Linked DNA regions of Mus musculus: all the other regions are linked to region 3. A link is a loop called in an ENCODE intact Hi-C map of the cell type or tissue named here. Cell type or tissue: left cerebral cortex. All regions are shown on one strand.

The links. Peaks named below come from ENCODE experiments on the same cell type or tissue, not always from the same donor. Only the 100,000 strongest peaks of a DNase experiment are listed, where the experiment ranks them.
Region 1: a loop joins it to region 3, with 7 times the contacts of the local background. A loop is called at or near these places in 39 of 42 quality-filtered maps.
Region 2: a loop joins it to region 3, with 6 times the contacts of the local background. A loop is called at or near these places in 12 of 42 quality-filtered maps.

Annotation. Positions count from the first base shown.
Region 1 is chr13:34,044,485-34,049,484 of GRCm38, forward strand. Bphl (biphenyl hydrolase-like (serine hydrolase, breast epithelial mucin-associated antigen)) reads left to right here. Exons shown (of 7, transcript NM_026512.1): 2 at 1-43; 3 at 2,302-2,468. Among named protein-coding and RNA genes, the nearest start is that of Bphl, 9.3 kb to the left of the region's middle. In left cerebral cortex, a CTCF peak has its summit at 2,104 (motif pointing right); a DNase peak (open chromatin) is centred at 2,109.
Region 2 is chr13:33,954,897-33,959,896 of GRCm38, forward strand. 1110046J04Rik (RIKEN cDNA 1110046J04 gene) reads left to right here. Exons shown (of 5, transcript NR_040707.1): 4 at 3,705-3,762; 5 at 4,977-5,000. It also overlaps a transcript of Serpinb6a not described here. Among named protein-coding and RNA genes, the nearest start is that of Nqo2, 7.3 kb to the right of the region's middle. In left cerebral cortex, CTCF peaks have their summits at 2,099 (motif pointing right) and 2,300; DNase peaks (open chromatin) are centred at 218, 668, 951 and 2,107; H3K27ac peaks cover 199 bases.
Region 3 is chr13:34,151,913-34,156,912 of GRCm38, forward strand. No RefSeq gene overlaps it. Among named protein-coding and RNA genes, the nearest start is that of Gm36549, 3.4 kb to the left of the region's middle. In left cerebral cortex, CTCF peaks have their summits at 2,462 (motif pointing left) and 3,180 (motif pointing left); DNase peaks (open chromatin) are centred at 1,919, 2,451, 2,842, 3,161 and 1 more place; H3K4me3 peaks cover 393 bases; H3K27ac peaks cover 444 bases.

The DNA.
Region 1 (5,000 bases), 110 kb before region 3:
GGAGAAGGGGAACATGCGATCCTCCTGCTTCCTGGGATGTTGGGTATGTGTGGATTCTCATGGACCGCTTCTGCAGGCTGTAGATTCTCCGCGATGGATCTCGATGCTAGATGCCAAGCATCCATCATTCATTCATGTTTGCGCTTGCTAAAAAACTCTTAAGGAATATTTGCCTTGCTCAAAGTCGAATGATCTAGAAAAGTAAATAACTCTCTACTGGATTAATTTCTTACTCTTTTACCCACTTCTTCCCCCACTGAAACACACTGTGAAAACGGTGTCCTATTACTTGGGAGGACTAGAGGGGTCGAGGAAACTGGGGTCCAAAGAAGGAGCAGATGGTGAAGACAGTAAGGTGGTGACCAGCCCTCCCAGTTAGTTTGTCTGGTACCCAAGGGGACATTCCTTTCTGGAATGTGAGACTTACATTACCAAAACCAGGCCAGGATGCATCCGGACCAGGTGTGTTGGATTTGTTTAATAAAATAATAGGTGTGTGGGGGGGAGGGGGAGTGTTAAAAGACTCTTTTCCTAACAGGGTCTTACTTTAAAGCTCACACTTGCCTTAGCCTCATAAACACTTAGATGACAGGTTTGTGCCACCATGCCTGGTCTAGTTTAAACTCAGACTCAGATGAGCACGTCACCACCTGCAGTGTGTGGAGCTGAATCTCAGTCCTGTTTTATGGAAAAGCAGTTCGGGTTTAGAAAGTTCCAGAGAGGGTGCGCCATGATTTGGGGGATTTTAGGGTTGCTGCTTGCTTGCTTGCTTCCTTTTTCTTTTTGGTATTTGTGTAATCCCAGTAGAGATTTATTGTGATTTGCCTCTTTCTCCTAAAGGTCACATGCTAAAACTTTCAGCTCCCCTTGACCCTGCTCTCCAGGCCCCTGCTGACACAGTACCACTGCGGCAAGTGAGAGGCTTGGGACACTTAGCACCCGTTTCTTAAGCTTCTGAAATGAAGGAGATGTATACTCCAAAAGCTGGTGTCCAATTAAACCATCAGCAAAAGCAGTTTACCATATTAGAGATGATTTTAAATTACTCTAACACTGCGGCATTAACTACACAAAACATCCACCAGTATAATTTTTTTTTTCATTTCTGGAAAGTATTGGCATGATCCCACAGCTTTAAAATGGAGCAGTGGGAGTCTTTCCCCTACCTTGTCCCCTAGTTTCCCATGTGCCCCGCAGAATCATGTACTGATAATTATGTCTGTTCCCTAAATATTTGTTTAAGGTTTTAGTGCTCTTGGCCCTAGTTTCCGAGTGCATGCCCAGTGTTAGAAAGCAAATGTTTCCTTATTGGTGAAACTGTTATTCTAGCTTGATCTCACCACCCCTCCAACCCCTTACTTTTTGCCCTCCTTTAGGATACTTCTAGTTCAAGGGCATACAAGAAACTCCTGTGAGAAAGCCGGAGACAAGGGCTGGCAATCATTGACCTGCTTTTGGTGTGGGTTTTTTAATGATTTGTGTGATGGACCTAGATAGTAAGTGAACTTGGCTGGCTGTATATTTGTGGCCCAAGTTCTGAGTGCTTAGAAATCAAACAAACTGCTCAGTCAGTGTGGACTTTCCCCTGGACAGAGCTCTTAGTATGTGACCTTACAAACACACACACACACACACACACACACACACACACACACACAAGATGGATGTGAGCACACCACATCTCTGGTGGCTGAGCTGGTGGGGATTAACAGGGCCATTACAGGCTCTTGGCATAGGCCCCTTCGTGCTGGTTTGATAAAATACAATTTGATTTCTTAAACACACACGTTTCAGGGTTTTCATTTACTTCTACTTACTCTTAAAAGGCATTTATATTAGCTTATTTGAAAACATCTGGAATATGACACTTCTACCTGTATGCCATTGGGATCTCCGTCATTTCTAAGTCCTTAGAGAGCTAATACCCAGAAACTATCAAATTTGAAAGTTTATTTCAGTAAGGTTTATTTAATCCTTCCAAAGGAGGCATAGGAAGACTAAACTGTAAGGCTGTCAAAAGCGCTTCAAAAATACTGGTCCCGAGCCTCACTCTGGGCCTATGTCTTCCTCAAAATTACCACTAGAGGGAGACCGGAGACAGGTCCTAACTCCATCAGGCTTGGCAATGCGCCTCTGTGTGGAGCCATTGCAACACAACTCCCCACCCCCACTAGGGGTTTTTCTGGTTAATTTTTTAGAGCACCAAGAACTGTCTTTTAAAATTGTTACTGCTTCTATTTTGCTCTGGTGTTGGCTATGCTGAGAACATTCAGTGGACCGTAACCCAGTGGGTGTTTTCAGGTAGCGGAAAGACCGATTTTGCACCTCAGCTTCAGAGCCTAAATAAGAAGCGCTTCACATTGGTGGCCTGGGACCCTCGAGGATATGGATATTCCAGACCCCCAGATCGAGATTTTCCACGGGATTTTTTTGAAAGGGATGCAAAGGATGCTGTTGACTTGATGAAGGTGAGACCCAGAGAAGTGCTGGAGTGGGGAGAGATGACTGGGCCCATCTTTATTTGTTCTAATTCCTGGTGTTCTTTCTTTTTACAAAGGCAATACCAAGTGAGTCTAATATAAGGAAGAGCTAAAGGACCAAGTAAAAACAGAGCCCAGCTATCTAATGATGCTACTGCCAAGACACCAAGGCTCTGCCTTTCCCACCAGTCTCCTGGCATAAGTGCAGTTTTAGTTTTGTTTTGTGTTACTTTGGTTTGAGACAGATTTTCATTGTATAGTCTTAATGGGCCTTGAGATCTCAACCCTTCTGCTTCAGGCTCTGACATACTAGGATTGCAGGCCTACAACACCACACCACACATAGCAAAATACACAGCTTTATACAGATGAAAATGGAGTCCTAAACCAGAGGTTCAACTCCATGGCTTCCACCCAAAAAAAGCAACAAGAAATGCTGGTGAAGAGACAGGAAAGTGTTCTAAAACCAAAACTGCCATTTGGAGAAGATGGAAAGTAAGCCCTTCGGACCATCTTCAGGGTACTGACATGAGCTTTAGGTTTAGGGAGAGCAAGAACTGGAGAGGTAGCAAGAAGTCTACAGAATTAAGCTGTCCTGGTCAAGGTGTGGTCTGGTGTTATCTCAGTTCTGGTTCTGCAGGGAAGCCTGAGGAAGTCATGACTGTTGATGCTCAGGAGTCATCTCACAGGGTGACTTGTCTGTAAGGCTCTGCCATTCCTGCAATCCAAGCTGACTTCAGGCTTAGAACCATGTCTGGAACAGGACATTAAGAAAGGCAACGGTAAGGTGCCACCGCTGCTTGTATGCTCGTGCCTTCAGCCTTGATGGGATTATCCTAGCAGGGTTACCATTGTTGTGATGAAACACCATGACCAAAGCAACATGGGAAGGAGTTTATTTGGCTTACACTTCTATGTCACAGTTCATCATCAAAAGAAGTACTAAAGGACAGGTACTAAAGCAGTGCAGAAATCTAGAAGCAGAAACTGGTGCAGAGGCCATGGAGGGGTGCTGCTTACTGGCTTGTTCCTCATGGCTTGCTCAGCCTGTCTTCCTTTAAAACCTCCAGCCTAGGAATAGCACCACCCACAGTGGGCTAGGCCCTCCCTCTCCAATCACTAGTTAGAAACTGCCTTACAGGTTGCCTATAGCCCGATATTATGGAGGCATTTTCTCCACTGAAGATGCCTCTTCTCTGTTGACTTTAAGCTTGTGTCAAGGTGACATAAAACTAGCCAGTAGAGGGGTTAAGATCGCTTAAGTACCACCAGCCTTTAGATAGACAGTCCTTGAATGCTTAACATGCCTACCTGCAGAGTTGAGCAGGAATCCAACCCAAAGTAAAGAAGATACAAAAGGAAGATGTAAACCTCCAGCTTTTGTCCTGCTTTTAATTATTGTTTAGGCCCAGGTAAGGAGTCAGAACTTTCTAGCAAACACAGTATTTTATTTGGTTATTTGGATATTCTGAGGCAGGATATTGCTAGGTAGCCCTGGCTAGCCTCAAGCTCACTGTGTAACAGGGTAGCCTCTGTGTCCAAAGTGCTGGGCTTACAGGGGTGTAGTGCTGATGGTATCACATCCTTCTGGTTTGCTGTTCGTTTCCGGATGAACATGCTCACTGCCATTGTCCCCTGTCTGTGCTCCCACTCTCTGTGGCTCCACTTATCTATGGCCAACTGTGGTCTGGAAAATTCCAGAAATAATTCATTCATAGTTGTAATGTTTTGTACTTTAAATTAAGTTTACTTTTAGCTTATACATTAATACATTTTAAAAAAAATTGTACACGCCAAAGAGTTAAATAAGGTTCCAGGATATGTCTATACTGCATAATGAATGTCCAAACCAGGTTAAACATGTCTGTCTCATCAACCATTGTTGCTTAGTTGCTTTGTGCCTTGTTTTTTTTTTTTTTTTGAAACAAGATCACTCATTGGCCTGAAGATTCCCCAAGAAGACTAGGCTGGATGGCCAGAAATCCTCCTGTCCCCACCTCCTCAAAGCTGGGATTGCATGCATGCACCACTGTGTCTAGCTTTCTACATGTGTCCTGAGAGAGACCCCAGGTCCCCATGCATGTTCCACAAGCCCTTTACCAACAACACTGTCTCCCCAGTCCTGTCCCCAACATTTATCATTTCCTCATGAGAAAAACTTCTGAAATATTTCCTCCTGTCTTTCTAAAATGCAAGTTCATTAATGTTATCTGTAGCACTCTGTCATGAGTTTTAAATCCCATGATATTCTGAGTGGTCCAGTAAATGTGATGCTGCTCAGCCATCCTGGCTCCACCCCACCCCACCCCAACTGTTAACATATCCCCTGTCCAAGGTATCTGCTCTATACTTCACGTATGTGTGTAGCTCTTGGTACCATACATTACAAGGCATCCCTGGTGAGGTATGGCTATGTATAGATTGTATAACCCCAGCAGGATCAAGAGAGCTGCTACGTTTCACTGGATGTATCCACTGGTTTATTCTACGCATCATCTACTGGTAAATGGTGAATTTTGA
Region 2 (5,000 bases), 200 kb before region 3:
CCTAGAACAATTGAAAATGATGGGCAGATTCCCATGAGAGACTGAGCATGGATTGAGAAATCAGATTTAGTTTTTCCTTCTTTTCCTTTCTTCAGCTGAAGGTGCCCTTGGCCAGATCCAAGTATATGCCTGGACTCTCTTCTGTCTCTCCATATTGGCATATAAGTCCATCAAAAGAAGTATACATTGGCCAAGGAAAGATGCCAAAATCACCCTGAAAATTGAGAAGCAGAGCTAGAGAGATGATTCAGCAGTTAAGAACATTTGCTGTTCTTGCAGAGGGCCTGCCTGGGTTTTATTCCCAGTGCCCACAAAGCAGTTCACAGTTGTCTGTAATTCCAGTTCCAAGGAATATGTCACACTTTTCTGACTTCCTTGGGTACCAAGCAAGCACATGTAGGCAAAATATTCATATACATATGACAAAATAAATATAAAATATTGGCTTATAGATTTAGACTTTTTAATAGATTCAAATACTCATTTGTGTGAGTTAATCATGCACCTTCAAGGGGCATAAATTTATCAGTACTTAAGTTTCAAATTATAGCATCACTCCAAATAAAGCTGAGATTATGCCAAGCTCAAATTTAGATGGACAACTGTATGCATTTCAACGTGTTAGCTAAACATAGCCCTGTGAAAAGTGGACATATGTAGCCCAGTTTTCAATCTGGAACCAGAATTTGAAAACAAATTTCAAGATTTCCAGGAAAAATAAGTAATATTTTAATCTATTTGCATCTCCATTTTCAGCCCACATAATATGTTATATACCAATTTTCAAGCAGAATGCACAAAGATGCAATCTGACATTTAACCTAAGAATAAACTTGGTTAGGTCTCTTTACTCAGCTTTTCTGGAACCTGTCTCTCCAGACACAACTATCTCTCCATTCCCAGTCACAACCTGTTCATGTCATCACTTGTTGGCAGCTCATATATTTGTGAGCAAGTATGGAACTCATTCTTGTAGACCAGGTTATCTTTGAATTGAGAGATAGGCCTTCCTCTCAGGAACTAAAGGCGAGTGCCACCACTGCCGGGCTGAGCAAGTGTGTTTGAGAATGAAGCACATCTACTAAAGTCAGAGCCCAAACACTTGACAAGCAACTACAACGTGCTCAGAAGCACAACATTAGTCTTCCATGGAAGCAGCTATTGATGCAAATGTTAAACAGCATATGAGGTTGTTACCATCCTTATTTTACTTAATTGAAAGTAGTTTTGACAACAATATGAACTAACCAGTACCTCCAGAGCTCCCTGGGACTAAACCACCAACCAAAGAAAACATATGGTGGGACTCCTGTCTCTAGCTGCATATGTAACAGAAGATGGCCTAGTCGGTCATCAGTGGGAGGAGAGGCCCTTGGTCCCATGAAGGCTCCATGTCCCAGTGTAGGGGAATTCCAGGGCCAGGAATGGGGAGTGAGTGGGTTGGGGAGCAGAGGGAGGGGTAGAGCATAGGGGGTTTTCAGAGGAGAAACCAGGAAAGGGGATAACATTTGAAATGTAAATAAAGAAAATATCAAATTTTAAAAAGGGGGGAAAAGTTTGAAAAACAAACTTTTATTTGTTAAATGTGTTCACTTTGGTGGGGAGTGTATGGGAGGCAGATTGTACATCTTGGACCTGTGTAGCAATTTTATTTTTAAAACAAGGTTTCTTTCTGTAATCTTGGGTGTCTTGGAACACATACTGTAGATCAGGCTAGCCTGGGACTCAGATATCAGTCTGCTTTGCTTCCAGGATGCTAGGATTTGAGGCACAACATGCCTTAAATCTCAAACTTTGGAGAGAGAGGCAGGTGCATCTCTGTGAGTTTGAGGCCAGCCTGGTCTACAGAGCTAGTTCCAGGACAGCCAGGGCTACACACTCTTATGAGCAGGGGATGGCACAATTAAGATTGTTATGTAAGGACTTTTTCCTTCTCTGCAATGGCACAGATGTGCAGGAAAGTAATACACAGACCCCCTTTTTCTCGTCATCTTTTGTATTTGTATATTTAATGTGTAGCTCAAAGACAATTCTTCCTCCAGTGGAGGACAGAGAAGCCAAAAGGTGGGATAGCCCTGCCTTAGTACAAATCACCACTAGATGGAGCTCTAGGGTTTCCTAATATTGAAATATCTCTGTCCTCTCTTAGTTTTTGGTCTTTCAGGCCCTTAAGGTCACCTCCTGGTGACAAAGAATCCTTGAAGTACACATTTAGTAAAATAGTCAAAGGATTGTAGGAATCCTCGGTATAGTTTTTGAAGCTCTTGCCAAGTACGTGAAAGGCATGACTTACAAACCTACAGGCCACAAACGGCTTGGCACCCTTAGACTCTCAGGACCCAGATATGTATTCTTGAATGTAGTTTCAGCTAACCTAGATTGAAAGAGAGCAGGATTGTCAGAAGCGGTATTATCTCCTGTGACTCAACTGATGAGAATTAACGAGTTTTATACTGGCTTTTTTCATTCTATCCAGTAGACAGACAATTACACAGTCTGGGTTGAACCATCCCTGATCATTTCTTTATGCAAGTGGCATGACAAGACCAGCAGGGCTCCATGTCAGGTAAGAGAGCAGAGCTGGCCAGGTTTTAGCTGAGAAAGTCAGCCTTAACAGCCTAGGCTCACACTGAAGGCCAGACATGCAAGCAGCAGGCAGTTGGGGTGATATAAATATTCTGACAGGTCAAGTAGAAAGCCAAAGTGAGTCCTTGGAATCATTTACTGAATGATTTGGAGGAATCATAGCTAAATCGCTCTATTTTGGATTGTTTGCGACATTTCAGACATAGGCAAGAGGGCATGTACCAAATGGTGCCACCTGGTGAAAGTGGCTGTCTTCTGCAGGAGAGGGACACAGTTTTTCATTTTTCCCTGAGTTCCCTGTATGACACTCCCAAAAAAAAATCTGAGGACAGAGGGTATCTGGATAAGTGGGAGAGGCTCATAGTTGCATGGGCTAAGTCTTGGTTTTTCCACACTGACTCCTGAGACATGCTTTAATCTGACTTTACAAACAAAACTCGAGGCAGGGGGTGAGGGCACTCACTCTCTTGGAAAAAGCAGATTTCTTGGATCAAGAAGTCTGGAAGGGAGAGGAGGACAACAGACACAAGCTGAATCAGTCCTGTGCTCAGCTCCTGTTACCAGAGTTCTCCGGGTCAAAGTCTGAGCCTAGCAGCCCTAACTAGTTAGGCTCAACCATCTATCCCCAACAGATCAATTAAAGAAATAAGTAACAGTGTGAAGCAGAGAAAAGTGATTTATTCTATGTGGCTATTAGAAAGAGGAACAAAGAGGGCCAGTTAACTATGCAGGGTTTTCCAGAGAAATAGAACCTGTAGTTATAATAGGATTTTAAAAATTGGTTTACATAATAGGGCCTAAGTAGTTCAATGATTGTTGTTCACATGCTGAAAACACTGAGGACCTAGTGATAGTGACCTCAACAGTCCCAGTATGACCCTGAAGGTCTGAGAGATCCCTGGACAATCTCTGGGTGTCAGGGAAGGTGAAGGCAGCAGCAGCAACAGAGGCACAAGCCCACGTAAGTAAGCAGCACTGCCTCTCCCTTGGACCTCTGTTCTTCTGAGCTGCTATGGAAACAGCCACCTGGTCTGGAGGAAAGTCCTCTCTCCTCAGTTAATTCTTCCTGGAAATGTTCCCGCAGACCTGTTCAGAGGTGTCTTTCATTTGATTTTCAGATCCAAGCAAATTGATAACCAAGATCAACCATTCTGAGCTGAATACATGGTTTAGCAGGTAAGACACTGGCAGTTTTTCCTGAGGACCCAGGTTCAATCCTCAGTGACCACATAATGATTTACAATCATCTGCAACTCCAGTTCCAGGGGCTCTTCTGACCTCCGCATGCACCAGGCACTCATGTGGCATAACTATATACATGTGGAACAAACACTCTATACATTTACAATAAAAAGAAATATTTAAATACTTTCATATTATCCATTGACCTTTTAAATCCATCGTTGGAGTACTGATATAAGGTCAGGGTTTGGGGGTGTGATTTAATTATTTATTTAGGTATTTTAGACATAATATTACTATATAGACCTGGCTAGCTTGCTGTGTAAACATGAAGGCCTTAGTTTGATCTCTAGCACCAAGCAAAATCTAGCCTTGCGGTGGCAGTCACTTATACTCCCAGAACTGGAGACAGGTGGGACAGAACAGCTAGGGGGTTTGGTGGTTAGCTAGCCTAGCAATGGCAATGAATTCCAAGTTCATTGCTCATTAAAAAGCCTGTCTCAAAAAATACAGTGGGGAGTGATTGAGGAAGGCACTCGATGTTGATGTCTGACTGCACACCAACATGCACCTGCACTCACACACAAAAGAAGAAAAGAATACTACTTTCAAAAATAGCAATAATCTTATAAAACATTTTAGTCTCAGTTTCCAAGATTAAAACTTTAATATGCCAGACATTTGTGACTTTACATATTAATATTTAATAGTATGTGGCACAAATCATTGTATTAGGAAAAATGCTGAAAATTAACATTTTTATTAGTTGACATTTTACTTAGTTCTGGATAAAGTGAAATCCTCAAATAACCTGTTTTTCTTTGGCCTAAAATTTAACAATAACTGTTAATTTCCTGCATTCTAACTAAATGTTTTTTTTTCAAAGAAAGAGGGGGAAAATGTCAGAGGTAACAATTCTTATGATTAATGTAGTTCAAAAATCATCCTCAGATATTCAAATTCACACACACACACACACAGGCAGTTTAAATTTTAGGCACACAATGACACAAAAACAATTACATTAATTCCTACTGTATTCAGATGATATGTTATAAGTATAGAAAAGAGTAGTCAGCAAAAATTCTCCATTGGAGTCACCAAAATAGTACAGACTTAACATTTTTATAGTTATAAAATTACAATGGATTATTTTTTTACTAATCTTTGTTTCTCTGTGTCCTCTGTTTGTTCAACAAAATCCACAGGACTCAGAAGAGCTACAGAAGACT
Region 3 (5,000 bases):
TGGGCTTCCAGAATGTTTCAGGCACATGTTCAATGGAGATGTCAGGGAGGCAATGCCTACAGAGCCGTGTGTGTGTGTGTGTGTGTGTGTGTGTGTGTGTGTGTGTGCATCTCTACATGACCCAGCCAAACTCCAGTGAGCCAGTAAGTTGGATACTGGCTCCTAAGACATATGTTGGTAAGCCAGCAGGATGTAAAAGGAAATCCAGCTCTTTCTGGGGAAGGCACTGAGCAAGTAGAGTTTCAGAGGAGAGCAGGGATACAGGGACTTGTGTACTGGAGGCAGAACTATGATGAAGAAACAGACAGTAAATCTGAGAGGAGGACCAGGAAGAGCAAGGGCCCTGGGATAGAGCAGCATCCTGACCATCATTGTCCTACTCAGTAAGGAAGGGACCAAGGAGTAGAGGCTCTGGTGACTTTAGCAGGGGGAGCTCAGTGACCCTTGGTGTGAGCTCAAGAGAGAAGGGTGAGGCCTGGTGGCACAGGGCTGTAACCCCAGTACTGAGGATACTGAGGCATGACAATCTCATTCTCCAGGCCACCTCAGGATCATTGAGAGACTCTGTGTCCAAAAAAAAAAAATTTGATGAAAAGGCATGGCATGATGGCACCTGCCTTTAATCCTAGTACTGGGGAGGCAGAGGTAGGCAGATCTACGTGAGTGTGAGATCAGACTGGTTTGTATAATGACTTCCAGGACAACAGCTGAACTATACAGAGTCAGTCTCTCTCTCTCTCTCTCTCTCTCTCTCTCTCTCTCTCTCTCTCACTCACTCACACACACACACACACACACACACACACACACACCAAAAAACGATGACGAAGGTAAGGAGAGAAACTCAGAAACCCCCTTTCCAGTAGTTTGCTGGACGGTAGGGTGGGGGTGGAGCCAACTTGATCAGACTATCGCCATCTTAGTTGTAACTGCCATCTTGCCCGCCAGGTGACCCCTGGCCTGCATTCCACAGGCTATGGCATAAACAAAGCAGTTAAAACTCACTGCTTCTTAACCTGATGTTTGACATGTTAATCATTTTTGAGAAAGACCAGGAATTTGTTGCTGGCCATGGCCTCCTTTGCCTAACAAGACTTTACTCGCCTCCTGCCTTAGAGTGTGACTCTTTCTCCTGTCTTGCTGTATCCTCAGACGTGGTGATGTCTATAAGGACTTAAATGACTGCATGCTGTGCGTTTTCCTTAGCTTTTGGGCCCCTTCTGCCTTTGCAGCTGGTTCTCAGACTCCAGGAATGAGTTTTATTCAAACAAGACAGAGCAGGAATAGTCCTATGGCTGAAGGTGAAACAGTCAAGGGAAGATCCTCCCCCCCCCCCCCCCCGTCCCCCCCATCCCCCTCCCCAGCGGGGTTTCTCTGTGTAGCCCTGGCTGTCTTGGAACTCACTTTGTAGACCAGGCTGGTCTTGAACTCAGAAATCCACCTGCCTCTGCCTCCCAAGTGCTAGGATTAAAGGTGTGGCCACCACTGCCCGGCTTTTTTTTTTTTTCCTTAAGAGGAAAAAAAAGTCTGAGTGTTACCCTTGTCTGCCCTTGTCATATTCTTGAGGTGAGAGGAAATGGGGCATCTGCCTGAATGGAAAGGGGTTACTCTGAGACTGGAGCATGGTCCTATCATTTACAGTAGCAGAGCCAGAAGGACACTTTCTAGGGTTTGCTGCAGCTGGCTTTGTGGATTTGCAGATAGGAAGAGGTTACAGCATGCTCTTAAGATTTAGAACAAGACCTAAAATAGGTTGATAGCTCCCTGGGGGTGAACAGAACTCTGGCCCCAGGCCACCACCACCGCTCCTCAATGAAAGTCTGGAGAGGCCTTGGCTGGTAGATGCAGTGACTCTCAGTTAATCAGATTTTTTTTTTCTTCTTGGAACTGGATTGAATTCAGGCTCTGTGCATGCCATATGCTAACACTGAGCTACACCCCCATCCCCCAATCACAATGCTGTCACTATGACAGGCACTGCGCTGCTCTGAAAACACTCCATCTATCCCCTAGTTATCCAGCCCACCACTCACCTTGCAGGAACGCAGCCAGAGGGAACTAAACTAGTAAGGTATGAGGGAATGTGATATGTCACTTTTAGGTCAGAGCAAAAAACATGAAGAGCCATCACTTAGTGGTCATCTCTGCTACTGTAACCTGTGGTGGCAGGGGGCCTGTCGGTTAGAGTTCCTAAAGGAACTTGTCTTATTGCAAGCTAGGTATACAGCATAAGCTAAAAATAGAACCTCTCATAGCCAATTGTTGATATAGCAGGGTCAAAATGTTTACTGCAGCATAAACTTGTCTATTATTAATCTGGGTCCACATTACCTATCATGGCGTTTAACCAAGTTTGGGTTTGAGTTTGGCTAAAAGCCCAAAGATCTTGCTCACATGGTGCTGCCAACATCTCAGAAGTTCTACTGAATCATCAAACGCTCTACGAACATCCCGGGAGACAGCTCCACCTGCAGGTGGCTTCTGTTTCCACACCTGGAAGGATGCTCACAGGAATTATTTTCACATTCTCCTCCCCCGCCCCGCCCCCATCCCCACCACTGGCCCTTTCTTATCCAGTACAGGGGATTGAACTAGGGGCCTAGAAATCAGCCAACTCTCCAGCCTCACAGAACAGTTCTCTTATTCTGCAACTAAAATTCCTCGACTGGGCAGCAGGTGTACCTCAGAGGCAAAGCATAAGGCTCTGGGTTCTATCCCCAGCCGAGATTAACCAACCAAGCAAAACAAACAAAACCCCTTATGATTCTAAAGAAATCTTTTCTAGAGGCTCACAGTGGTAGCAGAAAGAGATGTATCAAAAGCCCCGCTCTCAGCTCACTCTGTCTTTTAGCTGGCCTTCTTGGTTTTCTGCCGCATGCTTCTGTGTTGGGGTCTACTCAGGAGACCGCATTGATTGTTTCACTGGCGTGTTTTACCGGTTGTGGAACCTGGGGGAGGCTCTCAAGAACAAGCTCTCAAGGACACACAGTGGCTGGCTGGCCTGCCTTTCTTTCTTCTTTTCTTTCTTCCTTCCTTCCTTCCTTTCTTTCTTTCTTTCTTTCTTTCTTTCTTTCTTTCTTTCTTTCTTTCTTTCTCTTTCTTTCTAGCAAAAGCCACTCTGCACGTTGATCGCTTCCTTCCCATCTGCCACCTTGTGGTGTTTTTAAGAGTTGCACCCTCCCATGTGAGGCTCTTGTTACATTCTTACCTGATCTTAAACCTGGAAGGCCGAAGGCACTTTTATAGAGAGGGCTTGAACCAAGCATCTCAATTTACAGTTAAGGTAACAGACCTAGAATTCAAGCATCAGGCTAATTAGTGGAGGAACCAGGACTAAAGCCCAATTCATCATCATCACTCATTTCATCTGCCTTATGCATACTACCAAGTGTCTCAGGCTGAGCATTGTGGATAACCCTATTCTCCTGTCCTGAGAGCAAGGACAGCTCTGCCCACAGGCATTACAGTACACTGCAGCGCATTGTTCTGTAAAAGGTGGAGATGGAGGACAGCGAACAGCTTCAGTCAGCCTACCTGGAGTCTAGGAAGGTTTCTCTATGAAGGGATGGCTAACTTCAGCAGATAGACTTTCTCAGGCAGGTGTGTCAACCACCATTTGCAGTCGGGCAGAGGCAGTGTGAAGTGGGGGTCTGCCAATTTCCAGCGTAAAATAAGTACCTTCTGAGAGAGTGGGGTTTGCATGTCTGCAAAGACATTGAGGCCAAACATCATTGCAGAATATTTTATTAGTGGGATAAGCACAGATCTCTCTGGAAATAATACAAGTGGCATATTGTAGGTTAATGGAGGTAAGTTCTTAGATCGGTAAGATAAAAGGGAGTAGCTTTCTTTGCACCAAGCCCTCAGAGCATCTTCATTCCTGGAGGAGGTATCCTAAAGAAATATGAATTCTCTAGAGTCCATTCTTTCGGAGTCCCAGTGCATTCTCATCTAGTTTCGTGCATCCTTGGGCCATTTAGCCATTGCCTAGTCTCTGTTGTATGAATCCAAAGTCTGCTGTGCTTCAGGTCATTCACACATGCAGTTGCCTGGGGGTCTCATGGCAGCGGCTCCTCATCCACTCTGACTCATGTCTTGTGTTCTAGTTTCCTTCCTGTTGTGCTAAAACACTCCAACTAGAGGCAACTTAGGGGACGAGAGGCTTACAGATCACAGTCTATCACTGAGGGAAGTCATCACAGGAACTTAAGCAGAGATTCAAAGGCAGTTCAAGGATGAACACTGCCAGGCTAATGCTGAGCCAGCTTCCTACAGCCCAGGACCACCTATGTGGAGTGAGGTGCACCCTACTGCATCAAAGAACAATCAGGGCAATCCCTCACAGATTTGCCCGCTGTGCAGTTTGAATGAAAATGGTTCCCATAGGCCCAGAGGGAGGAGTGGTGCTTTTAGGAGGTGTGGTCTTGTTGGAGTAGGTGTGGCCTCGTTGGGATAGGTGTGGCCTTGCTGGAATAGATGTAACCATGGTTGTGGAGTGTGTCTCCTCTTCCTGCTGCCTGCTGATCTCTGAATGTAGAACTCTCAGTTACCTCTCCAGCACCATGGGGAGTGGGGGTGGGGGCTATTTGATACAAGCCACTAAATTTAGGGCAGGAGGAGAAACAGAAATAATAACTGATAAGGCCATGCCTTTTCAGGCAGGAGGTATCGGCACCCAGCTATTGTGCTATGGAAGGCAAGCTCTTAAGTGACAAGCTGAGTGTGTGTTTTTAATCCGTGGGTCTCAGGAATGGGGTGGTAATATGACCCCTCCAGGAGCAAAGGCAGATGGGAAAGAGAAGCTGGCTCAGTGCTAGTGGGGGCCTATTCCAGAACAAAGGGGAGCCGGGAGGGGCCAGAGCAGGGCAGCTCCCGAGCAGAGGCGGTAGCTTGTTTTTAAAACTACACGCAACATTTTTTCACTTGTTCACTTTGGCTGAGTGATAGTAACTTTAGAGCTTTCCATTTGGCTTTCTCCACTTGGTGTGTGCCAGCTTCCC